2 separate regions of the Mus musculus genome follow, and region 1 is linked to region 2. Evidence: chromatin loops called from intact Hi-C (ENCODE). Cell type or tissue: heart. All regions are shown on one strand. Links, peaks and the distances in the headings refer to the core of each region. The heading gives the core; the rest is flanking DNA.

Evidence for each region. A loop is a pair of places that touch in the nucleus more often than their neighbours do. Peaks named below come from ENCODE experiments on the same cell type or tissue, not always from the same donor. Only the 100,000 strongest peaks of a DNase experiment are listed, where the experiment ranks them.
Region 1: a loop joins it to region 2, with 2.8 times the contacts of the local background. A loop is called at or near these places in 20 of 42 quality-filtered maps.

The regions. Positions count from the first base shown.
Region 1 is chr1:94,075,491-94,083,364 of GRCm38, reverse strand. No RefSeq gene overlaps it. Among named protein-coding and RNA genes, the nearest start is that of Pdcd1, 27 kb to the right of the region's middle. In heart, for the core only: a CTCF peak has its summit at 4,072 (motif pointing right); a DNase peak (open chromatin) is centred at 4,084; H3K4me3 peaks cover 805 bases; H3K27me3 peaks cover 972 bases.
Region 2 is chr1:93,985,289-93,993,162 of GRCm38, reverse strand. Gal3st2c (galactose-3-O-sulfotransferase 2C) reads right to left here and starts at 2,658. Exons shown (of 8, transcript NM_001039219.3): 1 at 2,481-2,658; 2 at 1,399-1,717. It also overlaps the pseudogene Gm7889. In heart, for the core only: a CTCF peak has its summit at 4,149; no DNase peak of the experiment used is centred there.

The DNA.
Region 1 (7,874 bases), core at 1,446-6,445, 90 kb before region 2:
CATGTATGTCTGTGTACCATGTTCATGAAGTGCCCACAGAGGCCAGAAGACATTAGACCCCTGAAACTGGAATTATAGACAGTTGTGAGCCATCATGTGGATACTGGGAATCAAACCTGAATCCTCTGTAAGGCAAGTGATTGTTACTCTCCTTCCAATCCTCCACTGCAAATTGCCCAGTCGGATCCCAAGCTCCGTATCAGACAACTTGCAGGGGACTGTCCTCCCTCTCAGCCCTTACTGCCTTGAGATGCCACTGAATCTCATGGCAGATCCAGCTGTCCTTTCTGTGGGCCTCTCGGCTTCGTGTGGCTCCTGTCCTGTCTGGTCCCCAGAATCCCTCTCCATCCTCCTCCCATTCAGAGTACCACCCCGACCTGTCTAATAGCTCATCCCTGTTCCTTGGTACTAGCCCACAATATCTGGAAAGACATGCTACCTGTTGGGGTGACAGGGCAGGCAAATAATGAGGAAAGGACTACCAAAGTCAGAAATAAACCAAAAGCAACTTTATTCACCATGGGAAAACGCTTCTAACCTGTCAGGGTAGCCTCAGTCTCAGGAGCTGACACAACCACCTTGAAAGGTCGAGAGCAGCCTCCTCTTGAAGCATAAACCCACAAGCAGATGCCCAGGGGATAGCAAAGAAGGAATTTGTAAGTTGGGGGTTAGTTCTGCAGCCCAGGGTGTGGCAGATAGAGGATGTTGGTGCAAGCTCAAGGCTATTCTCTTTTTTTTTTTTTTTAAGATTTATTTATTTGTTATATATATGTGAGTACACTGTAGCTGTCTTCAGATACCCCAGAAGAGGGCATCAGATCTCATTACAGATGGTTATGAGCCACCATGTGGTTGCTGGGATTTGAACTCAGGACCATCGGAAGAGCAGTCAGTGCTCTTAACCACTGAGCCAACTCTCTAGCCCACTCAAGTCTATTCTTAGGCAGTAGTCTTATCTCAGCCTTTACGAGGCTCATGCCAGCCAGGTGGATTTATTGCAGCTGACAAGAATGCAGGGCTTAAGGGCATGCAGTAAGATGGGGGTAGCAGACCAGTGCCTGGAATTACTGGGCTCTTCACTACCCAGGATCCCCAGTATGTGACTATATCAGCAAATGACCTTTTTCCCACGTGAGGACAAATACTAACACACAAGACACGAAGAACAAACAGCTGAGGAATGCATTTGTGATGGCTGAACCCCATGGTCTCTGTGGGCCTTGAAGTCAGAGGAGAATTGAAGAAGCTGTGGAGGTGAGCAGAGAGGAACAGAGAGCAGTGTGGGTCTCTCTGCTCTCCTGGATTGTCGGTCGATTCAATGAAGCCCTGTGAGTACATATGGCGAATAAACCACACCAGGACCCGAAGGCAGATGAACTTCACCCAGGGTGATTGAAGGCTCATAAAGTTTGAGGGCACTGAGGACAGGGATATCCAGGATAGGCAAAGGTCATTGGCTGTAGGCCACCTGGAGTGCCTCGTTAGCATGAGGAAGCATTTCAGAAATCTCAGGTGCTGGCTGAACAAGTGTTTGTCGGAAGAAAGTAGATTGGTCCTATAATCTAATTGAGGTTATGTGACATTCCTCAGGAAGAGGAGTGTATGGGGGGCTTAGAACTCCCCAGATAAGGTCAGAGAAGGAGAAAATTCCCTAGTGAAGAGAGTCTCCCATATTGCACTTAGTCCAAAGGCTATCCCGTCAAGGTGGACTTAGACTTTAATTAACAGTTTTCCCACAGTGCAGAGAACAGTAGTGTGGGTTGTGGACAACCGATGTTTTGTGCTAGCTGGGGCAGCTAAGATCGCAGAATATTCCGACTGTGACATTGACTTGACCTTGAACCTGCCATATTTGCAACAGTCAAACCCTGACCCTGACCCTGACCCTGCAGGTGTAGTATCATGCAGCAGCTAGTTCACTTTCAGCCATAGCATCCTGAATCCTTTAAGACATGCTTTGGTAAACCTTACCGCCCTAGCCTCAGCCTCCAGGCGTGGAGGTCCGCCCATCCTATGTTCCCGCCTTCATGCTATCAGCCCCGCCTCTCCTCCCGTTCAAGGGACCCCTGCCAGTGCGCCTTATGTCATCACGTGGCCCTTGGGGCTCCAAAATTACAGGCTTTGCCCACAGGCCCCTAAGCTGCTCCCAGCTAGGTCTTTCCGGCCATCCTCCAAGCCCAATGACGCTGGGCACTGTCTCTAATCTCTACAGGCTTGTTCTTTCCCAAGTGCACTCTGCTTTCAAGGCTCGGAGATCGGGGGCTGTCGGCTCCATTCATCCATCTACAGAGCCTTAAAAGCTCTCAGGAGCCTCCGTGATGATGACCGTGGAGAAATAATGGACCATAAACCCAAAAAAAGTTTCTCCACAGGTGCCAACGTCAGAAATTTAGACTACAATCCCAGAATGGTTAGGGTCCACAAGCACCGCCTTCTGGAAACTTTGAACTACAATGCCCAGCTGTCTTCCGTAGGGTTTGGACAATTCCTGGAGCAAGTGAAAGCCTAAAGGTGCCTGTGGTCGCCGGGAAGCTAACTATAACAATAAGGAACTGGAGAGTGCAGGGAACAAGACCAGCTGGGTTCAGTCCTCGCCTGTGCCCCTGGTCACACGACGCTGGCCGAGAGCACAAACAGGATCCGAGGCGTAAGCTAGGGCTTGAAACCGTCCTGGTTTCTAGCACAGAATTACTGCGGAGTCCAGAGTCGCGAGATGCCAGAGGCCACACTGCCCAATGCCGGTGGTGACTACATTGAAGCCTCCTTGAGGCTGTGAACACATAAACACCGTAAAATCCTGAATATACTAGGGTGCACAGGCTCCTCAGTTAGGGAGAATGGGCTACATTACCCAGAATGCATGCGCGCGTCAGGCTAGGTGAAAACCAGAGTATTCAAGCCTGTCACCTAGCCCTAACCATTTCGCTCCTCTGGGCGACACTTATGTAAACAGACTCATCTGACCCTCACAAAAATCCTCCTGCATCAACCTTCAGATAGCTGAGATTACAGCTGTGCTCTTCATGGGTAACTGTGGCAGTTTTACAAAGTAGCGGAGTCCCTGGACATAGCTCTTGCCTTTGCCTGTGCTCAGGTGTTAGCGCTTTTCCTGTTGACTGAGAACTTGAGCATAGCAGTTTGTACTCTACCTGATTAGCTATGTCCTGGAAGAGGGGTTTCTGCACTACTCCATTTCGGTGTTCTGAGTTGCTCGGGCGTTCAAAGAGGGACACTTAAGAATGAATTAAGGGCTCCTGGCAGCAAGGAGATCAGCCTCTGTGGACTAGATCTCAAACAGCAGAGCAAAGGCATTATTTATTCATTGTTACACTAAAGCTGTTCTTTGAGTAAAACAAGTTCCTCATACCCAAAGCCCCTGCTCTAATGTTTTGGAAGGAAAACATCGCGCTGCTACAACTTTAGTCCTTATTGGTACAGTATCTAATAATGCAAGATGCTCTAGGTGTGCCAGGATTGTCTTGTGGCCAAAATCATGCAAAGGCTGTAAAGATCCTTCAAAGAAAAAAAAAAACCCAACTCTATAAATAATCATAGAAAACAACCACTGTTTTGCACAAAGATTTCTTAAAGGTCTAAGTCCTTCTAGGAAACCATTGATTCTGTTTACACTACATACAGTGATTCTCCTAAAAATTCCACTATAGTTCCAGCGTAAACACCCTGGAAATAAGTTTCTACACCTTTCCTGCTTAGGTGCACCACTAAACACAGGTTTATACACTATTCATAAATAGTCATAGCGTTGGGCAGTGTTGACTAGAGATTTTCTTTATGACCTTTGAAACCCTAACCCTAACCTTAACTCAAGATCCAACCTACACAGAAACCCTAAATACTAGCATTAACTCTCCTAAGCATCTATCCCTAACACTAAACACAAATCTACCTAACCCTAACCCTCTAATACAAACCATAACCCCAATCCTAACCTTTTAAACCATAGCCCAAAGGTTACCTCAGCCCTCTAAAAAGCATAACCCTAACCTGGGACTCTGAGAGTCCCCGCTTTTTCCGTGTTCTGCCACTAGGTGGGAGCCTCTACAAGCCATTGCTCGCTCTGTTTGGTTAGTCTTTTCGTCTCTGGAGAGTCTGCCGGTTTCTCCGGTTTCTGCCACTGGGTGGCACCGTCTGTACGCTGTGTGTCTTGATTTGTGTTTTTAAAATGTAAAAGTTAATTTAAAAAAAAAAAAAAAAAGGCTCCTTTCCTCTCCTGGACCAGAAATTTCCAGTCATATCAAATCCCAAATAGGCTCCTGAAGTCTCACACACACCCCACCCCCACCCCTGCCACCCAGGCCCCAATAGCCACCTTCACCTGGGCAATGCTTCAGGGACTGTCCATGGACCATAGTTCAAACATATAATGAAGTGTCTGAGAGATACCACTGAGCCTTACAAAGAGAGCAGACATTACTAGACAACTCTAAATCGCCCACTGATATAATCCTCCCACACCCAAACATTAAGGGTTTGTCTTTAAAACACTGTACCCTTGAGCTTGAACACCCAGAGACTTTTCAGATGCATAAGTCCATTCTTTCCTGGTCTGGCCATCAATACAAAAGGACTCATGCATTTTAATTGGCTTAATTGGCATGGTTATCATTAACTAGCTCACATGAATTATTTCTCTATCAATATTCACCCTAGGAACTCCTGAGAGACCAGAGCTTTTGGGTCCAGACTCCATCTTAGAGAACTTGACTTATAGTTGAACTCGAGTTAGCTAACAAGCCTGCAACTAGCAAGAGCTTCTAGGTTACTTCCCAACAAATCTACTCCTCCAGGGTACAAGCCTTCCCCTGGCTAACAACCACCAGTCAGGAGAAAAACAGAAGTTAAGCTTGTGGTTTGGCTCCCAGCCCCAGCCAATTATGTTAAAGGCCATAAAGCTCCCCTCGCCCCATCAATCAAATGTGTCCCAGGCTAGGAACCTTCTTGCTTGTTTGCTTGCCTCTATAAAATGCTTACCTAAAACTAGGCTCAAGGCTCCACCTTCCTGTCCTGCTTGAGTAAAAGACCCTAGTGCGATTGCATCAGAGTCGACTCCTTGGTGGTCTTTTGGGGTTTGAGAACAGGTACACCAACAGCTCAAAACAAATCTAGCCACGTTTGCTTCCAGGTGACCCAGATAGACTCTACCGTCTATTTACTCACCCACCTCCTCCATGCATTTTGGCATGGTGTGAACACAATTCCCATGACAGTCTAGATCACTACTACAGTCTGCCAAGTCTCTTTTCATAAAACAAACAAAAACAAAAAAAACAAAACAAAAAAATCCCTCCTGGGGCTCAGCAAAGCCACTAAGTCCCATACCCATCTGGAGGTCCCTATTAGATCAGCTTTCTCCTTAATTCTCCTGTGAGCATAGTTCTGTCTAGCCCAGAGAACTACAGTCTATGCATAGCTTCTCTTGCTCCTGGTTCCCTCCGTAGCACCTGTCCTATGTTGTTTTCAGTTCATGGACATCTACAGGGACTTCAGACAGAGATAACCAAGTGTTCCTAAGGGCTTTGAGAAGCCAGTCTATTAGGACCGGATTTCTCTCCCAGCCTCTTGGGTTTCGAAGCCTTTGCCTTAAGATGAGATGGGAAGTTACACTGCTATTTCCCTCTCTTCACAGCAGTAAGATGGGTCCCATCTGCTCTCATGTCCCACACCCTCACAAGGCAGGCTGCAACAGGCTCTTCCATTGCTTGTTTTAAAGCCTTTCCCAGTTCCAGAAGTTCAGGCACTGAACATTCTCTGATCATCCTCGTTTTTTCATATAGGGCCATTGTTCATACTCACATCCACACACTGGATGCAGGTGCTGGATGTGAGTATTAACAATGGTCCTATACGAAAAAACGAGGATGATCAGGGAATGTCTTCTATCAATAGCCAGGACCATGCACTCACTACTCCAAACTTACCTTGGGTTCTCTTATGTTTCTGTTCAGATGCCAATTATGTTGTGACAAGCTTTTTCTGGAGAGATGCTATACACACACGTGATGGCTATTCTCTGTTGTTAACTTGACTATATTTAGAATGAACTACAATTCAGAAACAGAGGGCACACCTATGATCCGGATCTTGCTGATGCAAGACACTGTGACTCTAGAGAACTCTAACTAATATACATGTCTACTAACATGTCTCATAATCTGAAGGTCATGAGTTTGATCCTCACACGGGGTCCCAGTTTGTCGACTCTCTGCTGGCAGGTTCAGGCGAGAGGAGAGAACCGGGTCCAGTAGAGTCTCTCTGGGGCTGAGCAGGATGGTAAGGCTCAAAACAAACACATGGGCAGGGAGTGTCAAAGCAGGAACTCATTTTATTGTATCAGTCTTTTGTTTATATAGAGTTAAGAAAGGAGGTGGGGATCTTTGATGAGGTGAGATGATGAGGGTATGAGGTGACTGTCAGGGTCAGTAAAGTTATTCTACATCAGCAGTAGCTAGGCAAAGGCAGGTTGTGCTGAGTCACTCCAGTACAGAAGTCAGGACAGGTCTCTAAACTCGTGCAAAGGCTCACTAGGCCTCAGTATCTGGCCAAATAAGGCCCAACACTCACCCAGATTGGGAGCCCACAACAGACCAGAGTACAGATACCACCATAGTCCAATTTGGAAAACTAATGAATTTTATTGGGGTTGCTTACAGGAATATGGGTGAAGGGTCACTTACAGGAGCAGAAATAACTCAAAGTCAGATGCATCACCAAAGACCACCCCAAAGCAGGTGAAGGCTCACAAAACCTGGAGCAACTACACAGCCTGCGGGCAGCTCAACAGATTGAAGAGCATCCTTTCCAATTGACTCAGTTATTGGTCTAAACCTCTTCCAGGCAGCTGATTGAGTCTCAGAATCTTCTATGCAACTTGACTTGTTTACTCTATCAGGGAGTATCCTAGTGAATCTGGTTGGTTTCAGGGAATTCCTGAAGCTATTTTGAGTTGTTTACTTCCTGGTTAAGGAGCATCCCTGAAGGATGGAATGTTCCAGTCTTGAAGGAAACGTTTATACAGCAAACCCTAACCCTCTAACCCTCACCCTGACCCTGACCTTAACCCTGATCTAAGCCTTAACTCCTAACTCTAAACCAAACTCTGTTCCTAACCTTAATTCCTAATCAGAATAAGAATCCTTCCCTAAACTAGTTGGGACCTTATTCTACAGCTAGCAAAACTTCATGACTCATTTACTCGGGGTTTGGTAAGTCCCTTAGGAGAAGGGAGACAAGAGTTGATTAAGGTCAGGCTCTTGGGAGGTGGTAGTACACACCTTTACTCAGGAGGCAGCACTCAGGAGGCAGAGGCAGGTGGGTCTCTGTGAGTCCTAGGCCAGCCTGATCTACAGATTGGGTTCCAGAACAGCCAGGGCTACATACAGAGAAAAGAAAAAAAGAAAAAAGAAAAAAAAAAAAAAAACCCAGGCTCTTGGCCAGGTTGTGAGCAGGAACCGACTGGTAGGGATAAGGAGAATTGAGAAGACTGGGAATGGGGGGTGGAGTATGAGGGGAGGGTCCTGAGCAATTCTCCATTGCATCTTACCAAGTTATCTAAATTAATTTAGATATTGATATCTGACGTTCAAATTTGAGCCAGCAGTGGCCATTGTCCAATGAAGTGAAAACAGTTAATATATGTTGAAGCCAGATTTGGACCTAAGTTAAGTAAGTGTGGTCAATCTGAGGTCTTCCAAATAGAACTCTTTAAGATTAGCCCGAGACAGGCTAAGGATGTGTCCTTCGGTGTTGATAATTTGGAACCCACAGCAGATGTGGAACTAAGTTAAAAACTGGGGTCAGACCCAGCTGTGGAGAGTTCTTGGAACTCTCAACTGAATGAATCTCAAGACTAGACT
Region 2 (7,874 bases), core at 1,435-6,434:
AAATACCAACAAAAGTCATTTGGCAGAGTAAAGCACAAAAATCATCCAAATGTTACAACTCTGAAACTATGTATTCAGTGAATCACAAGCAGAACAGGTAAGATCATTATTAATATAAAGCATCCAAATATAACAATTCTAAAAGGATTTATTCAGTGAGGCAGACATCCAAGGCTAGTGGCATATTTCCAAGAGCAGGTTAATAAATCCTTATGGTCACTGCTCTTAACCGCCGGGCTAACTCTCTAACCCCATATGTTCATTTTTTATTTAACATCTAATGCCTGATTTTTTAATAAATGTTTGATGCATACATTTTAACTATTTTAATTCTTTCTAATTAAGGCTTTCTTTACCATATACCAAAACCAACTGCTGATGACACATGTGTAGCTATATGAAATTTCATTGTTGGGAAAGTTTTTTGTTTATCACAACAGTTTTGTAAATTATTTAAAAAGCAAAGCATTGATTTCCCCTGGGATAAGGTCATGCTAGTGACCCCATCTCGAGGGATATAGTTTCGTACCCACTATTCTCGCTTAAGAATCTGGCCTAGGATACCCAGGAACACGTAAGTAAGAAAAGGAATAAGAGAAAACAAAACAGATAGATTGCCATGAGAACTACGGTTCAATAATTTTTCTCCAGCAAAGAGTTCCACAACCGGTTCCAGGAGAGCTTCCTGTTTTAAGGTCGATCGCTTCAGTCTGGGGAACTTGTCACACAGATCCTATTGGAGGTGGTGTGGCAGAGTTTCAACCATTTCCCAACTAGAACAGATACCAAATGAGTAATCATATTGACACTGTGGATTAAAAAGAACACTGACTTCAGGCCCACACTGTGATGGAACTTGAAGTCATAAAGAAGACAGCTGCCACACATAAGCGGTGAGAGCTGCCGATAACTTACACTGAAATCCAAAATGCCATTTCCCCAAGCCTTGAGAAAGCCAAACTGCTTCATTCATCTAATTACTCTGTGGATACAGGATTTATTTGGGTTTGTTGTTGTTGTTGTTGCTTCCTTTGTTTGGTTTTTTGTTATTTTTTTTCCCAACACAGGGCTTGTCTGACAGCCCTGGCTATCCTGGAACATGTTCTGTAGACCAGGCTGGTCTTGAACCCAGAGATCCACCTGCCACTGCCTCCCAAGCGCTGGGATTGAAGGCGTGCGCCTCCCCTGCCCATCAACAGTGATACTGGAACAGGGACTTGAAAGTACTTAGGTTTTATAAAGCATGTGTTAGGTTTACAAAGTGTTCCCCTTCCCCTCCCAGTTTTTCACGTGAGTTTTAGAGTCCTCACATCCTGGCAAACTGTCTCCTAATTATTAAACATTAAAAGTTCTGTGGTTCCTGACTTAAAAGAGAAGAAGGTAGTGGGAAGGCCTCACCTCAGTCCTTTCAACAACTTTCTTCACTGGGGTCAGGTGCTGGGCATGATTCCCTAAGGCCAGCGCGCATCTCAGAACTTAGAGGAAGTGCAAGGGGTCTGCCAAGTAGCTCTCCAGGCTAACAGTAGGTGATCTGATGGATAAGCAGTACCAGGCTGTTCTCCACCCTGTGGCTCACCTCCCCCACATTCCACTCAGAACATGGGAAGGGCTGCTTCTCTTCATGAGAGACTCTCACAGATCCTCCTGCCCAGGCTCCACATGTTCAGAGACACACAGGGTCAGAGTGGATCTTCTGTGCCTTCCCCTAAAAAAAAATCTGATGATACTTTAGTTGCTCCATAATGGCAGTGGCCCAGAAGGCAGCAGATTGCCCAGGACACATATAGTCAGGTCCCCAAACTCGCACCCTCTTCCAGGCTATGGTTCCAGTTCACTGGATTCTCTGTGGTTTACAGGGTCTAAACAGGAAGAAGATACCATCTACTTTCATGCCACTGGGAACAGACAGGACAGTATGATATGACGCTGAGCAGTGGCCCCTAGCCACAGGCTCCTCCAGAATGAGGATCTGGAAGGAGTGGCCAGCCAAACAGAAGGGGCAGTCTGCCATGACCAAGGGGCTCTACCTAGAGGCTGCCTGAGACAAAGAGATTGTGGGTTCTAGCCCCTCCCTAAGGTTTCAAAGACTCAAAGTTCAATTCCCAGCAACCGTATGGCAGCTTACAGCACCAAACACTCCTCTCTAGTGGAGCATGATCCTGCCCAGAAGACACAGCAATCCCCAACTGGTCTTCCTGTCCCATGCATTGCATAAGGACAGTTCCATCTACCTAGGGTTATGCCTTCTCTCAGACCAGCCCTGCCAATGTGATGTAGAAAGTGGCCCCTCTCAGCCAGACCCACAGCTAGCAGGAGAAGTGTGCTACCAAGGCTGATCAAACCCACTAGTTTGTTTTTCTAGTTTGTGCTGCCTGACCAGCCAGCATTGAGGCCAGGCAGATGTGACTAGAGAACAAAGGATCAATTCTTGATTTCTGGGTTTCAGAACCCAGGCCAGGGGTTGAGGACCAGGAGACTACCTGTTAAGCAGAAGGCAAGGGCAGCCAGGGGCCAGGCTGGAGTGACCTGCAGTAGGGAGGGCTCCAGTCCAGGGGATCCCTCTTATGCACCCCTTTTAGCTCAGGGTTCAATGAGAACCTGTGGGGAGCGGGTGTGGCGGCAGTCCCAAAGGCGCCAGGGACTGCAGCTAAGTCATATGACTTGCACCTGACTTCCTCATATAAGACACAAACATCTTGAGTGCTGCGCAGGTGTACCAGGATACAGGTGAATCCAATTTGGTGGAGATTTGCCCCTGCTGCCCTGATTAGCTGAAGCCTTGTGACTGGCGAGGGGGTGTGGCCTGCGGTGCGTGGATGAGAGAGAGTATAAAAGAGTGAGAGGCCCAGGGTTCGGGGGAGATATAAAAACAGGGGAGATATAAACAGGGGAGATATAAACAGGGAGATATAAACAAGGGAGAGATATAAACAAGGGAGATAAAAACAAGGGAGATATAAACAAGGGAGATATATGGAGAAAGAAGAAACAGGACTGAATAAATGTGTGCAGAAGGATCCTGTAGCAGCGTCGTTCTTCCTGGCCTGTTGAGCGCGCGCAAGAAGAACCAACAGGAGGACCTATCTGGATGCTAATGGGTTTTCCTTTTTCCAGAGTTGGAGGCAAATATTCCCACCCAGTTAAATGCACGGTACACATCCCACAAGTCTTCTGGGATGTATCCTAAAGACTCACACTGCATCCACTCCCACTGTCCCAAAGACCCACGGGCCATATAAACATAAGTGTAGCTCGCACAACTACACTGCCTGAAGACTTAAGGTCCAGCAGCCTCCCAGTCTATAGATAAATAGGAGTCCAACTTCCCAGGGCAACTGTCCCAAGGCACACCTGTCTAAAAAACAACTGGATGATCACTCACATGGAAAGACCACTGCAGTCTATAGATAAGAACATCATGGGCTGGACTATATGCACCCAGGCAGGCCATCACCCAGCACAGGCCACAGTCAAGCCTCTTCTAAACACTGTCCAAGACTCGGAGCCCCTTCTTCTCTACTACCCTGACAAGCACTGTTCTAGAAACCCTGCAGCTAATCTCAAACTAGTCAGGAACATGCCTCCCATCAAGAGAAATTGAGACAGGTTTTACTGGGCATTACCCCCCACCCATAAAGACATAGCCCCAGCCTGACAAGTTCCACTCCACCTGCAGAAACAATATGCCCAGGTACTGGGAACAACCCACCCTGCTTCCCACCAAACCACAAAAGAGGAGCTGGTGAGATTGCTAAGTGGGTAAGAGCACTGACTGCTCTTCTGAAGGTTCTGAGTTCAAATCCTAGCAACCACATGGTGGCTCACAACCTCTGTAATGAGATCTAACTCCCTCTTCTTGTGTGTCTAAAGATAGCCACAGTGAGCTTACATCTAATAATAAATAAATCTGATTGGGGCCAGAGCGAGCATAAGTCCTGAGTTCAATTCTCAGCAACCACATGATGGCTCACGACCCCTTGAACAGCTACAGTGTACTCATATACATAAAAAAAAATCTTTAAAAAAAACACATAAGAGGAGCTGTAACTTCTTGTAGCTGTGAACTCACACACTCTTGCACATGTATCTGTTTGTGCTCTACAGACAGGAATCTATCCATGAATAATGGCCATGACTATCCCATGCCCTCTAGCTGTGAGTCTATGCAGGACATGTCCCAGTCTGTTCTCAGACCTGGGGCAGGAAATGTCAAGGACTTTTCAGGGACAGACCCGGCCCTAACCAGTGATAAGGGCCATGCTGAGGAAAAAATAGTTACCTTAGGACATTTGCACGTTTTTTTTTTTTTAAGAAAAAAAAAAAAAAAAAAAAAAAAAAAAAAAAAACATGATACCAGGTTCAGAGCTTGGATACGCCACCATGAAGGAGTGCACTAGGGTTAGTGACCTCAACACAGCAGCTCCACTGAAACTGGGCTTGCCCTCTGCTCCCACTGACAGCCTGGGGAAAGGGATCATCTTCAAATGCCTATGGGTCACCTACCTGACCAGACTTTGAGATTCTAGATGGGCAGCAATGAGGAGTTGCAACCAAGGTACCCAGCAGTGTCTTCTACATCACCTATATCCAGGGGCAGGAGCTGGTTCACAGTGGTTACCAGTGGGTAGTGTGATGGACCGGGAGAACATAACCTGGACCAGTAAGGTGTCCATGTCTGCAACCATACAAAGCACTGTCTCCTAATCATCTCGTATGACAGCTGTCCTCTTTCTGTGAAGCAGGCTGCTATGGAAGACCACATAGCCCCTTGTCGTCCTGGGCAGGGTCTGCACATGCCCAAGCCACCTCCCTAGGGCTGAGACTCCAGGCCATGCTTGCTCACATCACAGAGAAGCTGCTGATCCTCGGTATACTCCTCCCACCGTCCTGGTTAGGTAACGATGTCTCATATTGCAATGGTTTAGATATCTGGCAGTGGAATCCTAAACTTCTAATCCAAACACAATACCCTCTCCCAGCTTGCACACTGGAGACTTCCCGTCTGTGTGGAATGGGAGTAGAGTCCTCATGGTCACCTGTTCTAGCTTTTTAAGACAGGATCTCACTATGGAACCCTGACTGGCTTGGAACTCTCTATATCAGAGATCTGCCTTCTCTGCCTCCCAAATGCTAGATTACAAACCAGCATCACCACACCCAGCTCTCTCCCACAGGGAGAGACATCTTCTGACTGTAGGCTTACTCTTCTGTGGGGAGGTGTGAGAGACTACAGGCATTAAGGAGATGGCTGTGTCAGAGGCCTGAGGAGCCTGGAGTAATCTCATTGGTCAGTTAGCAAGTCCATTTTCCCATCTGTTTCTAACTAGGTTTTCTGCATGGGTGGAACTCACTACTCCACTGGTCAGTGGTAACAACATTAGATGGTTTGTTTTACAGCTACACTCTGCTACACCAACCATGCTCTATTTCACAGGCTCTAACTTCAAAATGCACTCTCTTCAAAACACAAAAGAAAAGCTAGAGGCGACCTAAGAAGAGACCCTTCCCCTGGGATGGATGAATCAAAGGGGGCTTCACATAGCTCATCAAGAGCAAATGGCAGCCCCTTCGCTTACCACATACCCTGTGAGCTTCACAGAACAATGCTCAGAGGAGCAAGAGGAAGGCTGGTCCTGGCAGGAAGGGCTCCACACGTACCTGTGTTGGGATCCCCACATTCGCTATAACCTATCTGTAGCACACTACAGGCAGGAGCTACAGCCTCTCACTCTTTGCTTGCTCACATTCCTAACACTAACTTTCTAATCCATGTGTGAAGACACATTGGGAATTCAGAGCACACTAGATGTGTGGAGAGATGTAATGAGCCACAACTTTACAATTAACTTTATGTGAATCATTTTCTAGCAGCAGCAAGTTGTAGTTCAAATTTTTTCCAGAAACTGATAGCAGGAAAAAAATATGGTAGGTGTATTCAGCCTTCCAGACTGCCAGGTCATGAGACAAGCCAAGTGATAGAGAACAGTGTGTAGACCACATGACTGAAAGTCGCTTCTATTGATTCAGTTAGGGAATTGTCCCATACCCAGAAAGGTCAAGCTCTGCACGCAATCATAGCCCTCCACACCTGTTTACCAACCAGACAGGTCCTCAAGAACAAGGTAAGCTGGGTGTAGTGGCACTTGCCTTTAATCCCATTGCTCAGGGGCCAGAAGCAAAGTCAGGGGCATGGAGGATCTCTGTGAGTTAAAGGTCTATCTATCTGGTCTACATTGTAAGTTCCAGAACAGTCAGAGTTAAGTAGAGAGACCCTGGCTCAAAACAAACAAAACCTGAGGGAATGGCCTGGCCGGGTAGACCACAGTTACCAATCCAAGGCCTGCTTGATATGACAGCAAATCCCACTCAGGCGTATGGGAATGAGTTGTGGTATTCTGGCTGACCATGGTAACTTATCTGGGGCTAGACAACTCTGCTGCAGCCCTCGGAGAATACATGCCACAGGGCAAACTGTCCAGTAAGATCCATCCAAGAGATCACGTGCTTCTCTTCCCAGAGATGGGAGGGAGAGGTATTGGTTCCCTAATTGGTTCTTGATTGTGTCAATAAAGGAGGCAGAAGCTAATTGTTGGGTGAAGGGAAAAAGATGGAAGTTTTGAGTACCAGTCAGAAAAAGGGGAAACAAAGAAAACAGAATTTGGATCAGGCTTTGGAGCAAGTAGGGTGGTGCAGACATGTAGGAGTGGAAATCTTAGAGTTTATAGCTTCTACTGCAGGCGGAGGGACAGGCAAGATGGAGGGAGCTAGTTGATAAGATTACGGCAGGAAATTTTTCGCCTAGCCATTGAGTTATCTGTCTAGTTTTAAGATAATAAAACTGTCTGGTGTTTTCTATCCACTGGGGTGGTTGTTGGTCACAGTTTGGCAAAGCTAGCCATGAGGGGATAGGGCAACAATCACAGCTCCAGGGGAAAATGACCAGAGGGCCATTAGCAAAGCTGAGTGAGACTGATGAGAGCCTTGCAAGGCACCAGGCAAGTAGGGATCTTTTAAAATTACGCGCTATAGAGATGCAACAAAGCAGGTCTCCACAGGCCACCCACCCCAGAGCTGGTGAGATCTGGCCTGTTTGGGAGTAGGGCAATTGCCCACCCACTTATTCTGTCCACAGGAGACAAAAGAAGGGCCTGGCAGCTCTATCTGATCTGTTTGCCCCCACAGAGAGGCAACCTTGTCCAGAGGGTGCTCAGAGCTGGCTCCTGGCTAGCAGTGAGAGTCAGTTACCTGGTCTATTGTGGATGACATCAGCTGGCAGGCCTCCAGGCCCACCAAACCTTCCTTCGCCTAGGTCCTAGCATCTTGCACAAGCTGAAAAGCTCCATTTAGGCCTGGGCAGGTAGAGTCTTATAGGGGTTCAGGATGCCTTTGGGGTCCAGCATGGCCTTGAGCTGTTGCATAAGCGTCACGGCCACAGATGGCTTGCTATAGCCAAGTACATCCTTCTTCTTGAAGCCCAGGCCATGCTCCGCACTGACACTGCCCCGCTGCTCCGCTGTCCAGGCATACACATAAGGTTCCAAGGCACCGAGCAACTCCCGGCTAAAGGCCTCTGCTGTCACGTTCAGGTGAAGATTGCCATCCCCTGGGAAACAAGGGAACAGTTAGGCTGAGCAGGCCTCAGATCTGCCCAAAGAGTCCTCCTCAGACATCACTGCCCCAACCCCCAGTCAGGTATCTGCACCCCATGCATCCTGGTTCTAAGCCACCACCCTTGGCCCATCCCTTCAACCCTCCAAGGCTATGAATGGCAGCTGCTGGGCCCCATCTTACAGGAATCTGGGCACGTGAGCCACTTTTTAGTCCTCCCCAAAATGACTGGGAACTCCCTCCCGGAACCCTAAAGTCTAAAGACA